Linked DNA regions of Homo sapiens: region 1 is linked to region 2. The links are chromatin contacts, found by Hi-C or POLR2A ChIA-PET in ENCODE. All regions are on one chromosome and are shown on one strand. The core of a region is the stretch at or near the end of the contact, and the rest is flanking DNA. Distances in the headings are between cores, read along the strand shown. Region 1 has its middle 24 kb from the start of TRIM8. Region 2 overlaps SUFU (SUFU negative regulator of hedgehog signaling).

Region 1 (6,842 bases), core at 3,114-5,613, 90 kb after region 2:
AGCCGAGATCTCACTACTGCACTCCAGCCTGGGTGACAAGAGTGAGACTTTAGTCTCAAAAAAAAGAGATGGCACAGAATTCCATCTCAGAAGTAGAATGCAGGGAGGGGTGTTCCAAGAACTGGGTGTAAAGGTGGTATGAACTTCTGGTCCACCTGGAAAAAAAAACAGCAGTGAATCATTTGACATATAAAAGTCCTGGGCCAGGCGCGGTGGCTCACACCTGTGATCCCCGCACTTTGGGAGGCTGAGGCGGGCGGATCACCTGAGGTCGGGAGTTCGAGACCAGCCTGGCCAACACGGTGGAATCCCATGTCTACTAAAAACACAAAAATTAACCGGGCGTGGTGGTGGGCGTCTGTAATCCCAGTTACTCAGGAGGCTGAGGCAGGAGAATTGCTTGAACCCGGGAGGCGGACGTTGCAGTGAGCCAAGAGCACATCATTGCACTCCAGCCTGCACAACAAGAGTGAAACTCCGTCCCAAAAAAATACATAAATAAAAATAAATGTCCTGGCTGCCTGGTTGTGAATTGGTTGTTGCCATCAGACACTACCCATGTGCATGCCTGCTGCAGGGCACTGAGCTGGGAGGGGGCATGGATGCAGATGTGCAGCTTGTGGCCTAAGAGGGACTTACCAGCCACACCAAATGCCAGTCCCGCCCGCTGCAGCTCCCTAGTCTCCACCCAGCACACCATATGCTGGAAGTCAGTCTGCCTGCAACCTGCGTGCTTCCATGCCTCACTGGCTTTGGACTTGCTGACCCTCTGCCTGGACTGACTCTCTAGCCTCAAAGTCTCACCTCTGTGCAGCCCTCGTGGCCCCCGCCCCCTCTGCAGAGAGTGGCTAAGGGGTAATGAGACGATGCATATGAGTGCCAGGTCTGGTGCTGGCATAGGTGACTTTCAGGCATCCGCAGCTATCACAATGTTTATGTTCCTTTGGGCCAGCCATACTCCCATGCACTTCGCTCCCTCACTTTGGATTTTAACTAATTGTGGTTCACAGGTTAAGTTGCAAGCTGCCTGGCTTAATGTCCAACTAGGCTGTGAGTGCCTGGAGGACGTGAATGTGAGTCAGCTCTGATTTTTTTTTCAGGGCCTAGCACAATGCCTGTATGTTTGTTTCATTCATTCATTCATCCAATAAGTCATTATTGAGCTCCTTCTTGTTCCAGGCATTGCTTCAATGTCAGGGATATAGCAGCGAACAAAACAAACTCTGCCATCTTGGAGCTGATCATCTGTGGGGAAGAGCTAGACAATCAACCCTAAAGAAGTCACCGTGAGAGGCCGGGCCTGGTGGCTAATGCCTGTAATCCTAGCACTTTGAGAGGCCAAGGCAGGCAGATTGCCTGAGCTCAGGAGTTCGAGACCAGCCTGGGCAACATGGTGAAACCCTGTCTCTACTAAAAATACAAAAAAATTAGCTAGGCATGGTGGCACATGCCTGTAATCCCAGCTACTCGGGATGCTGAGGCAGGAGAATTGCTTGAACCTGGGAGGCGCAGGTTGCAGTGAGCCGAGATCACACCACTGCACTCCAGCCTGGGCGACAGAGTGAGACTCCGTCTCCAAAAAAAAAAAAAAAAGTCACTGTGAGGCTGGGCGCAGTGGCTCACACCTGTAATCCCAGCACTTGGGAGGCCGAGGTGGGCAGATCACCCGAGGTCAGGAGTTCGAGACCAGCCTGGCCAACATGGCAAAACTCCGTCTCTACTAAAAACACAAAAATTAGCCGGGCGTGGTGATGCATGCGCCTGTAGTCCCAGCTACTTGGGAGGCTGAGGCAGGAGAATCACTTGAACTCAGGAGGCAAAGGTTGCAGTGAGCCGAGATCGTGCCACTGCACTCTGACCTGGGCAACAGAGCAAGACTCCGTCTCAAAAAAAAAAAAAGGCCAGGCACGGTGGCTCATGCCTGTAATCCCAGCACTTTGGGAGGCCGAGGCAGGCGGATCACGAGGTCAGGAAATTGAGACCATCCTGGCTAACATGGTGAAACCCCGTCTCTAATAAAAATACAAAAAAATTAGCCGGGCGTGGTGGCGGGGCGGGCACCTGTAGTCCCAGCTACCTGGGAGGCTGAGGCAGGAGAATTGCTTGAACCTGGGAGGCGGAGGTTGCAGGGAGCCGAGATCGCACCACTGCACTCCAGCCTGGGCAACAAGAATGAAACTCCATCTCAAAAAAAAAAAAAAAAAGTCACCATGAGTTGGCGATAAGTACAGTCCAGGAAGGCAAAGCAGGTGGGGGCACAGGGGATACCAGAAGGGGAGGGGGTGTGGAAGTGTTTACAGGGAGGACTGGGCAGTCTGGCTGAGGAGGTGGCATTGAGCAGAAACCTCAGAATTTGGGGGGGCAAGATCTGGGGGATACTTGGAGCTAGAATGCTTCTGGCAGAGAGAACCAGTGCAAAGGCCTCAGGCAGAAAATGTTGTTTCAGGAAGAGTCAGGGGGCGAGGGCAGCTGGAAAGTGTTGGGGGTGGGAGAGAGTAGCAAGTGATGAGGTCAGACAAGGCAGTGAGGGGACAGGGCAGGGCACAGGCTATGGGAGGGGTTTTGCTTCTGCTCGAGAGATATTTGCTGGATGAAGGGTTTCACAGGGAGAGGGTTAGAGGGTACCCGGCTGTCCTCTTAGGGAGGTAGGACTTGAAGCACGCCCTAAAGGAACAGAAAGCTCAAAAGAGGGGGCAGACATCCCAGGGAGGAGGTCGCTGTGCACACAGGTGGGAAAATGAAATTGTAGGGATTGTGCTTGGGGGAGTAGTGAGGAGAGACTTGGGCACAAAGGCTGTGTGGAGTCCATGGCTGATAAGTCCATTAAAAAGGTTTGGGGTCAGATCAGCAGGGCCTTGAATAACAGGATAAATGGTTTGGCTGGAGGGACCCACAGCAGCAGGGCCTCTGAAGGCATCTTAGCAGGGTACTGCATTTTAATAATGGCGCTAACCCCTCAAAGGAGGATCAGGCAGGGGAGTCCAGCCCAAGCTGGGAGGCAGTGGGAGGGCCAAGGGAGAGACAGGTGGGGTTCAGGGTGCACCCTCAACCCAGTCTAAGGAGTGGGAAGGCAGGTGGCTGGGTGTCCAGGTCCTGCTGCTCAGCCAAGGGATGGAAGCCTGGATCAAGCTTTCCCCTTCCCTGCCAGCTAGCCATGGGCCCCAGAGTCAGCAGAAAATCCCGGCTCCAGGGAGGAGGCGGCGTGGAGCCAGAAGCTGCTGAGGGAGCACTGGCAGCAAGATGCCATTGTACATCCGCAATCAAGATGCTTCAGAGGAAATCAAAAGCACCAACCAGGGAAATGATGTGTGCACTCTCTTTCTCTCAAACACACATACAAACTTCTGCCTCCAAAATGGGTCAAGTGAAGGCTGTGGGCGTGGGTTGGGGAGGGAGGGCTGGGAGAAGTGGGGGCCTGGGAGCCCGGGAGCAGGCTGGGCCCTGGTGCCCACTCACCCTCCTGGCATAGGGGATGGCAGCAGCTGCAGGGTGGGGCGGGATGTGAGGATAAATATACACCTCCCATGCATATGGATCATGCTCACAGCTGCCCTGCTTGCTTAGTGTTCATTAGGACCAACTGTTTCAGGAGCAGTGGCAGGCGGGCGGGAGAGGGTGATGTACCCATTCACAGACTGGGGGTAGGGGGGCTGCCTGCAGCTGTGCAGATGCCTCCCCCACTGCCTGGATCAGCATCTCAGCCCCTGAATGCCCCTTCCTCCTGCTTTTTCTTCTTCCGACCTGCTGCTATGCCAGATCTGGAGGTCTCAGGGCGGGAAAGGGGCCTGGGGCATGAGTAAGGATGAAATCCAGGCTGCATCCCCATAGGAGCTGGGGAGAGTGAGGGAAGAGTTGGGCTGGATTGGATCCCTTGGTCCAGGATGGGCTGTTGTTTACAAACCAAAGCTTCTTATCCCCATCTTCCCAGAAGCCATCTGTAGCATTCCAGCAGGAAAACTGCTTTGGCACTGTCCCCTGGAGACTCGAGGGAAGCCCCATTCCTATGTGACAACCCTAGACCAGGCTTGCTCTGTGCCTCCAAAGGGAATCCAAGGGGGCTGAGGTTGGTGGACCAGCATCATTCTGCAGGATTCTGACGTCCTGGCAGCAAGGAGGGCTAGGGAAGGAGAATGCTGGGCTCCAGCCCGGGACCAGGTGCTCTAGGTGGGCCTGGGCCTGGGCTGGGGAACAGTGCTGAAATGTAGGCCCAGGGAAGGGTCTGGCTGGTGTCACAGGCAGGGCCAAGTGTAGCTGTACAGCTTGTGCCCTACCCAAGGGAACTGGCTGAGGGGCCTGCAGCTGGTGCCACGCCTTGTACTCTGGTGTGGGGCATAATCTCCCACATGAGTCAGTGGTGGCCTGGGTGACAGGCCTCTCTAGTGTTAGGAATGTGGCCAAGAGGGCCTGCCTGTGGACGGAGCCCGTGTGTCTCCTATGGTGAGCTCTTTCTCCTCCTGCTCCAGCGGTCTTGGGGGGCTCCTAGGGCTGTGCCTCCAGGGGGCTGGCACAGGGGCTTCTGAGTCCTGGGTGGAAGTGGAGGCAGCTGATCCCAGGCCAAAGCCCCAACTACAACAGCCTCCCCAGGCCCTTTCCTTGGTTGTAAGGGTGGGGCTGGGCACCTCCTGCCCCCTCTACTGGTGGCATCCAGAGCAGCAGCTGACTCTGGGACCCCAGGGCAGGGTCTTCTGGATCCTGAAAACAGGGTGAGTGGCAAAAAGCGAGGGCCGCCTCTCACCTACCTCCCTGGGGTGGCATCATGGAATAAAATGGGCTTTCAGCAAGTGGGCTGGCGGGAATCACAGTCAAGCCATTTCCTAGCTGTGTGACTCTGGGCAAGTGACTTAACCTTTGTGAGCCTTGGTTTCATCATCTGGGAACTAGGGACAGTAAACGGCTATCTTGTAGGGCTAATCAAAGGATGAGACCCACTAATGACTCAAAGGAGAAGCAGTTGGCTTAGCTAAATGGGATTCTGACCCCAACCCTGTACCTCTCAGCTTCAGGTATCCAAGCAAATTCTCCCTGCCCCCTCCTGGACACAGCTTGCTTTCTGCAGTTCTGTCATTAATATTTCATTTCTTTAGCAAAGGCTTTTTGTCCCTGGGACACTGCTATTCGCTCTGGAGAAGAAACTGTTCCGTGTTCCTTCGTGCAGAAGGATTCCTTAGCTCCTTTTCTGAGAGCAGAGCATTAGGAGCCAAAAGCAAACAGGTATTGTGGTATAAATTTGGGACCCAGCAGTGAAATAGGCCTGAGTTCAAATCCTGACTGTGCCCAGTTCTTCCTGTGCGATCATGGGCGAGTGATTCAAATTCTATGAGCCCCATCCTCATACTGTGAATGACAATACCTACAGTTAACAGTGTCTTTGCGAGGATTAAATAAGGTAACTGTGAAGTACCTGGTGCAAGTGGCTACCTCCTTAACTCTTTCCCCCGGTTCTGACACTGTGGGGGACTGGTTGTTGGCTGCACTTCCACGCCTGTGTGTGGTTGGTTCTGGACACACACACACACCAGTGCTGGACCAGCAGAATGACTGCAGGGAGCCAGGGCTCTCTTTCTCTCCTCCCTGCCCCTGCTCCTGGTGGCTGCAGCTTCTCTGTGTTCTGCAGTGTTGGAAAAGGAAATTACAGAACAGATTGCAATTAAGGGGGATGAGGGGGAGACAGGGACAGAGGCCGTGAGATGCAGCTTGACTGAGCACTAAACTGTGTTTGCGCCTGGAGCCAATCAGGAGCCTCTGATAAGAGCCTTTCCCACTTACAAAGCTAAGCAGGAGGTGTGGTTGGGGTGGCCCTGGGAGTCCCGAAGGGAGGGGGCTGCTGGCCTTGAAAGTCACAGAGCCACATGGGAGGGAAGGTGGGAGGTAGAGGTCTTAGGGGCCTTGGAAAGCCTGGACTCCAGACTTTCTGCCAGCTGTTATATTTGCTACCATTGATTTAGCACCTACTACTCACTGTACGGACATCTCATCTCATCCTCTTGACAACTGTGCAGCATGATTATTGCCCAATTTTGAAGATAAGAAACTGAGGGCCAGGCACGGTGGCTCACGCCTATAATCCCAGCACTTTGGGAGGCCAAAGCACGTGGATCACCTGAGGTCAGGAGTTCAAGACCAGCCTAGTCAATATGGTGAAACCCCATCTCTACGAAAAATACAAAAATTAGCTGGGGATGGTGGCACATGCCTGTAATCCCAGCTATTCGGGAGGCTGAGGCAGGAGAATCGCTTGAACCTGGAAGGTGGAGGTTGCAGTGAGCCGAGATCGTGCCACTGAATTCCAGTCTGGGCAGAAGAGCGAAACTCCGTCTCCAAAAAAAAAAAGAAAAGAAAAAGAAACTGAGGCATGGAATGTTCCTTCTATGTGCTAGGTATTGTCCTAGATCTAGGCACTTTGTTTACATGAGATCTCTTTTAAATCTCCCTGTGCTGACCTAGTCAACATGAAAATGCTGGGATTATGGGCATAAGCCACCGCACCCAGCCACACTTTTTAATTGCACTGCGCTGTCCCTTTTTTGGGCAGGGAGTGCTGGGAAGGGTTTTGCCAGCTTTATCAAAACAAAACCAAAAAGCTAGGATGGCCAGTTAAATTTGAATTTAAGGTAAACAATGCATTTTTCTAATGTTATACTGATGTCCCAAATATTGCATGGGATATACTTGAATTAAAAACTATTCATTGTTTATCTGAAATTCAAGTTTAACTGAATGTTCTGTAATGTATCTGGCAACCCTAATTCTTCTTTCTCCTGCTTCCAGCTACCAGCTAGTTCTGCCCACAGCTTGCTCTTTAAAGGCCGGGCGCAGTGGCCCACGCCTGTAATCCCAGCACT
Region 2 (6,808 bases), core at 1,995-4,494:
AGTCAAAGTTCTCTGTGACCACCCCACCCAATCTCAGGGCCCTCGCTAAAGAAACCCTCTTTATCCATTTGGTGTGCGTCCTTGCAGCTTGCCAGATTTTTTTCTATGTATTCACCTTCTTCTGGGTACCTATGAAATGGTTTGGGTTTCTATGTTTTTTTTTCTTTCTTTAATGTAAATGAAACTGTACTGCCCTTCACAATTGGATTTTTCAGTTGACGGTATGTCTTGAAGATCTTTATTTAATTTTTTTTACTGTTGTCTGTGATTTTATTGTATGAATAAACCATAATTTAACTATTCCCCTGGTGATGCACCTTTAGGTTGTTGCCATTTTTGCAGTATTACAAACAGTACAAAGATGCAGTGACCATCCTTATTCATTCCTCCTTGTGACATGTTTTGCTCTAGGGTAGATATTTATAAGTAGAATGATTGGGTCAAAGGGAAGTTACCTTTTATATTAATAGATTCTGCCATTTGGTCCTCCAAAGTGACCATACTAGTTTATAGGTCCATGGCAACTAAATGTTTTGTTTTGTTTTGCAGTGACAGGGTCTTTCTCTGTTGCCCAGGTTGGAGTGCAATGGTACAATTATAGCTCACTGTAACCTGGAATGCTTTGGCTCAAATGATCCTCAAGCCTCAGCCTCCCAAGTAGCTGTGGAACTACAAGTGTGCACCACCATGCCTGACTAATTTTTAAATTTTTTTGTAGAGACAGGGTCTCACTGTGTTGCCCAGGCTGGTCTTGAACTCCTGGTCTGAAGCGACCTTCCTGCCTCAGCTGTGGGATTGCAGGTGTGAATCACTGTACCCAGTCTAAATGGGTTTTCATTCCTGATTTAACTGGTCTCTTCAGGAAGAAGATGGGAGGAGTAGAAGCATGTCCTGGATTTTTTCTTTTCTTTTTTTTTTTTTTTTGAGATGGAGTCTCACCCTGTTGCCCAGTCTGGAGTGCAGTGGCACCATCTTGGCTCACTGCAACCTCCGCCTCCCAGGTTCAAACGATTCTCCTGCCTCAGCCTCCTGAGTAGCTGGCATTATAGGCGTCCACTAACACGCCAAGCTAATTTTTGTATTTTTAGTAGAGACAGGGTTTCACCATGTTGGCCAGGCTAGTCTTGGATTTTAAAGCTTCAAAGGATTTCCTGGGATTTTTTTTTCTTGTTTCTTTTTTTTTGGAAATGGAGTCTCACGTCTTACTCTGTCACCCAGGAGTGCAGTGGTGTGATCATGGGTCACTGCAGCCTCCCTCTCCCAGGGCTTAAGTGATCCTCCCACTTCAGCCTCTGGGACCACAGGCATGTGCCACCACACCTGGCTAAATTTTGTATTTTTTGCAGAGGCAGGGTTTTGCCATGTTGCCAAGGATGGTATCAAACTCCTGTGCTCAAGTGATCCACCTACCTCAGCCTCCCAAAGTGCTAGGATTACAGGCGTGAGCCACTGCACCCAGCCCTCCTGGCATTCTTTGGTTGAAATGTATATAGGACTACGAGTTGTTTTTTTTTTTTTTTTGAGACGTAGTCTCGCTCTGTTGCCCAGGCTGGAGTGCAGTGGCACGATCCCGGCTCACTGCAAGCTCCGCCTCCCGGATTCACGCCATTCTCCTGTTTGAGCCTCCTGAGTAGCTGGGACTACAGGTGCCCACCACCATGCCCGGCTAATTTTTTTGTATTTTTAGTAGAGATGGGGTTTCACCATGTTAGCCAGGATGGTCTCCATCTCCTGACCTCGTGATCTGCCCGCCTCGGCCTCCCAAAGTGCTGGGATTACAGGCGTGAGCCACCGTGCCTGGCCAGGACTACGAGTTTAAAACCTCCTTAGTCCCTTTGGCTTTAAGAACAAAGAGGCTGGTGGCTCATGCCTGTAATCCCAGTACTTTGGGAGGCCGAGGCGGGTGAATCACGAGGTCAGGAGATCGAGACCATCCTGGCTAACATGGTGAAACCCCGTCTCTACTAAAAATACAAAAAAATTAGCTGGGCGTGGTGGTGGGCGCTTGTAATCCCAGCTACTCGGGATCGCGCCACTGCACTCCAGCCTGGGCGACAAAGCGAGACTCCGTCTCAAAAAAAAAAACAAAAACAAAAAACAAAGAACAAAGAGGCTTGGGGCCAGGCATGATGGCTCATGCCTGTAATTCCAGAACTTTGGGAGGCCGAGGTGGGTGGATCACTTGAAGTCAGGAGTTCGAGACCAGCCTGGCCAACATGGTGAAACCCCATCTCTACTAAAAATACAAAAATTAGTCTGGGTGCAGTGGCACCTGTAACCCCAGCACTTTGGGAGGCTGAGGCGGGTGGATCATAAGGTCAAGAGATTGAGAACATCCTGGCCAACATGGTGAAACCCTGTCTGTACTAAAAGTACAAACATTAGCTGGTCATGGTGGCGCGTGCCTATAGTCCCAGGTACTCGGTAGGCTGAGGCAGGAGAACTGCTTGGACCTGTGAGGCAGAGGTTGCCGTGAGCTGAGATCATGTCACCGCACTCCAGCCTGGCGACAGAGCAAGACTCCGTTTCAAAAAAAAAAAAAAATTAGATGGACATGATGGTGCGCGCCTGTAATCCCAGCTGCTCGGGAGGCTGAGGCACGAGACTTGCCTGAACCTGGGAGGCAGAGGTTGCAGTGAGCTGAGATGGCACCACTGCACTCCAGTTTGGGCAACAGAGTGAGACTCTGTCTCAAAGGGAGAAAAAAAAAAAAGAGCAAAGAGGCTTGGGCTCTGCCTTGTGTGTAGGTGGCAGGCCCTCGTGCTGGTGAAGGAGAGAGGAACAAGGGCAGGTCTTGCTCAGTTACAAGCTTGTGGGCAGAAGATTCTGCCTTCTCATGCTGACAGGTGTCTAAACAGATGGAGCTGCTTAAAAAGAAAAGTGAAGGCATCTGCTAGATTAGGACTTCAGGCTCTCTCTAAGGGGTAAGCAAGGACCTGTGTACTTTACAGGTGGGCATAGCATATATGGGTGAGTAAATGAGGTTTGACTAGTGACAGCTACAAGCTGTGGCCAGGTGAACCCTCCTGAGCTCTGTGGGCAGTCAGGGTCCTCACCCTCATTGGGGGGAGAATGAGGCTGTCTGCTGTGTGCCCTGCCCATGTGGGCACAGGGTGAGTGTCAGGTCCACAGTCTATCTCTAGCTAGCGAAACTGCATCAGTCCAGTTCTGAAAGGTTTGCAGCCCCCTACACTCGCTTTGGGGTGAGAACCTGCAGGGTCTCTGGCAGCCCGCCAGCCTCCCACCTCCCCTGCTGTGACTTGTATTCCAGTTTACTGAGCATCTCTGCTTATAAAGGGATTTTCCTTACACTTCACTGTTTGCCTTTATGATTGCGGCTTTGAGGGACAGGAAGGAAGCTGAAGAGCGGGCGGTTCTGGAGAAAATGCATAGGGAAGCAGTTTTGAGTCTCCTTTGGCTAGCTGTGCGATTCCTTTGATTCCAGGCAAAACCTGGAAGGAATAGCCTTTACATTTCCTTTCAGTTTTGCAAGAGCAAATATGTCTTCTCTCAGTCTTCTTTAATCAAGTGGGACTGCGTATTCATTTCCCGTCTCCATGTCTTGCAACCACATTTAGCCAAATTAATATCAGACAGAGCTAGCTGAGGGAAGCTCTCAAACCAAACACTCAAATGAACTTTTCAAGTGATAAAACTGCATCCAGAACTTTGAAAAGGTAGGTGGGTGAGGGTAGGGGTTAATTCTTGCTTCTACCACATGACCAAGTTGGGAAACTCTACAACTGGTCACCATCTGCGCCATTTGACCAGCTATGAAGAACTTTACCTTCTAGCCCCAAGAGCTCCTCAGCCACATGTACAGAGAATCTGTTTTGGGTCTCCTCCCCCGCACCCCCCCCCCGCCCCCAGTTTGTTTGCTTTGTTGTTTTTTCTTTCTTAAAGAGAGTTTCTGTCTTTCCCCTTCTTTGGAGTTTGATTGGAAGCCCTGCAGAGGGGCTGTTGAGCAGTCAGCCATGTTCCTGGGATTATCCTTCCTTTGGAGCATCTGTCTGCTGTGCACTGTGTTGGGAGAAAGGCAGGGGTGCGAAATTCTGTTGGTTTGTAACAAATTGTAGCTTCTGAGCTGGGGAGTATCCCATCTTTTCCTCTCCTTGCAGGAGGTCCACTGTTAAAGGGGAATTACGCAGGATGTGTTTATTTTTTTTGCTCCTACGCTGTTTATACATCATTGTATTCAATTTCTGTCCCAGTTCCTAGTGTGGGCCTTGTCTCAAGACTCTGCTGCAAGGTTTCTGTCCTAGTTCTTAGTGTGGGTCTTGCGTCATTACTCTGCTGTAAGGTTCTTTGGCTTGGGGAGGGGGTATGGAGCCGGGTAGGCAGGGAAGTGGAGGGAGGTGCTCACTCTCAGCTTTATTTGGATTCCTGGAGGAAGGAGAGTTGCTGTTACCAGGAAAAGTCAGTGTTGATCAGACAAGAAGAGGATCTGCTGCCTTCCTTTGGTGGGTGGGTACTGTTAGGTTGAGGGAGAATTTGCCTGGAGGAGGCTCTGTGTCTTCCTGAGGGCAGTGCCCTCTGTACAGTGCCTGGGGTTACTCCTCCCTAAAATGAGGGTAGCATTGTGCGGGTGTGCTAAGGGCTCCAGAAATGTCATTTGTGGCTGTGCTACACCCTGTGGCCTAAAACTTTGTAGGCTTTTCATTTCTGGCAATAGACTAGGCACACACATCCCTATTCTCCTCTCTGGTCTAGAAATTAGGCTTGGGCTGGGCGTGGTGGCTCACACCTGTAATCCCAGCACTCTGGGAGGCCGAGACAGGTGGATCACTTGAGGTCAGGAGTTCAAGACTAGCCTGGCCAACATGGCAAAACTCCATCTCTACTAAATACAAAAATTAGCTGGGCATGGTGGTGTGTACCTGTGGTCCCAGCTACTTGAGAGGCTGAGGCACGAGAATCACTTGAACCCAGGAAGTGGAGGTTGCAGTGAGCCGAGATTGTGTCATTGCACTCCAGCCTGGGCGACAGAGAGAGACTCTGTCTCCAAAAAAAAAAAAAAAAAAAAAAAAAAAAAAAGAAGAAGAAGAAATTAGGCATGGGTTTTAGAAATTAGTATGGGCTTACAGAGAGATCCAGTGGGGGCAGTAGGCAGACTGAGTGGCCCCCATTAGGAGCATCTGGGCTGGGCAGAAGCCAACAGGACTAACTTTGAACTTTATTTCCTTCACTGCCTCAGCCAGAGATGTTTTGTTCAACAAAAACTCCAGATTTTCTCCTCCTCTCACTGGGGAGTCATGAAGCTCCCAGGCCTGTGTGGACCTGTAGTTCTGCCCCCGTAAATATATTTCTGCTCGTGGGCCTTCTGTTGACTTGAGAAGGAGCTGTCTTCCAATCTCAGAGGAAGCCTCCTCTGGGCCCAGCTCCGCTGCGCAGTCCACCATGGCCGCAGCAGTAGCAGCTTGAGCCTTCTCAGGAAGGAGGGCGGGTTAGGCAGTTGCCAGTCTCCCCACAGGTGTCGGCTTCATCCTGGGACTTCCAGATATGGGGCATAGGCTAACTGAACCTTTCCTCCTCAGCAGTCTGTGTTACTGGGGACATGTCTGGCACATCTGACATTTTGGGAAAGAACTGCTAAGCCCCCCTAGGACCAGCTCCGGGTGTTCACAGAAGACACTTAAGCCCTGGTTATCAGAATGATTTGTGAACACCAGAAATGCAAGAGGAGTGGAGATTTTTTCTTGAGAGATTATGATGGCTGTGCCATTGTCAAATATTTGACCTCCAAGTTGACAGACCTGAGTCTCCCAGCCTGCTTTGGGTCACCTCCCATTTTCCTGCTCTCTCAAAAACACCTCTTGCAGACTAGCCACTCCTGTGACACCTGGCACAGTCCAGCTGCGTTTCCTGCCCTTGTTCTCTGTCCCTGGAAAGCACGGAATAATCTCAGAGCACGCAGAAGAGCACCTGGAGAAAAGGGGCATTTGGCTTTCACAGCGCCAAGCTTCACGCTCCTGGGCTCCCAAAGGGAACATTAGTCCCCGCTCCACAGACCAAGCATGTTAATTCTGACCCTGGGTTGGGGTGTTAGTTTCCAGGCTATTATGTAGAACATCACGGGGCCTGTACTTTTGCACAGAAGGGAGGCAGGCTGGCACTGTCTAGAGTTAGGATGAATTAAGAACTCTTGAAGAATGTATTTGTAAGAACTCAAGGAATGTATTTGCTTCTATGTTTCAAAGGCAGCACTATTTTACAAACAATAGCTGTTTTCTTCTGCAACCCCTCTCCCTAGATTTTGCTAACTTATTATATCCGGGACAGTCCAACTTCAAACCACCATAACTGAAGCTGGATGTCAGGGAGGTGGGGGTGGGGTGATGGCCAATTGGAGGAGCCAGTAGGATTCTGTGCGCCTGTTCAGCACCCCCCACGTTTTCAGAGTTCTTGCCCAGGAGTTGTTTGTTAATGGGGAATGAGACGTGGAGGAATGAAATCTTTCTCCCAAGTGAGCAAGGTGTAGAACTGTAACTAGCATTTTTGGCGGGGAGGGGAGAGACTCCTTTTGCTATCCTGGAGTGGTATTTCCCTTCCAGTGAATTTGCCAAACAACATAAAAGTCGGGTAGCTGAGGGAGGTTTCTCCTGGTACCTGGGGGCAAAGCTCCAAGGAGGGAAGGGAATAGAAAGTGTCTACCCAGCCCTTACCTGGAATGGCGACGTTCTTTCAGACACTGGGTGCGGGGGAGCCTCTGCTGTGTGGTTTAAGTGGAGGTCTCTGGGATTTTCACCCTGACTTTTCAATGAGGATACCTTGGGGAGCAAGAGAGAGGAAGCCAGCTCCTGTAACCGCT

What was found. A loop is a pair of places that touch in the nucleus more often than their neighbours do. ChIA-PET counts read pairs that join two places held with the same protein, here RNA polymerase II (POLR2A). Pooled maps may share reads with other maps.
Region 1: a loop to region 2 is called in a map of endothelial cell of hepatic sinusoid, with 5 times the contacts of the local background. The contact joins two enhancer-like sites. A Hi-C loop is called at or near these places in 1 of 168 maps with a recorded cell type or tissue (endothelial cell of hepatic sinusoid) and 1 of 50 pooled maps. POLR2A ChIA-PET finds 5 or more read pairs at or near these places in 6 of 52 experiments (GM12878, MCF 10A, WTC11 and 3 more).

The regions. Positions count from the first base shown.
Region 1 is chr10:102,665,353-102,672,194 of GRCh38, forward strand. No RefSeq gene overlaps it. Among named protein-coding and RNA genes, the nearest start is that of TRIM8, 24 kb to the left of the region's middle. RefSeq lists enhancers at 3,743-4,345, 4,346-4,947, 4,948-5,549. Within about 2 kb of position 4,364, at least 19 of the 41 ENCODE cell types and tissues checked have a DNase peak (open chromatin) inside an H3K27ac peak, as active enhancers do.
Region 2 is chr10:102,576,178-102,582,985 of GRCh38, forward strand. The region is part of intron 3 of SUFU (SUFU negative regulator of hedgehog signaling); the gene reads left to right. Among named protein-coding and RNA genes, the nearest start is that of TRIM8-DT, 64 kb to the right of the region's middle. Within about 2 kb of position 3,245, at least 3 of the 41 ENCODE cell types and tissues checked have a DNase peak (open chromatin) inside an H3K27ac peak, as active enhancers do.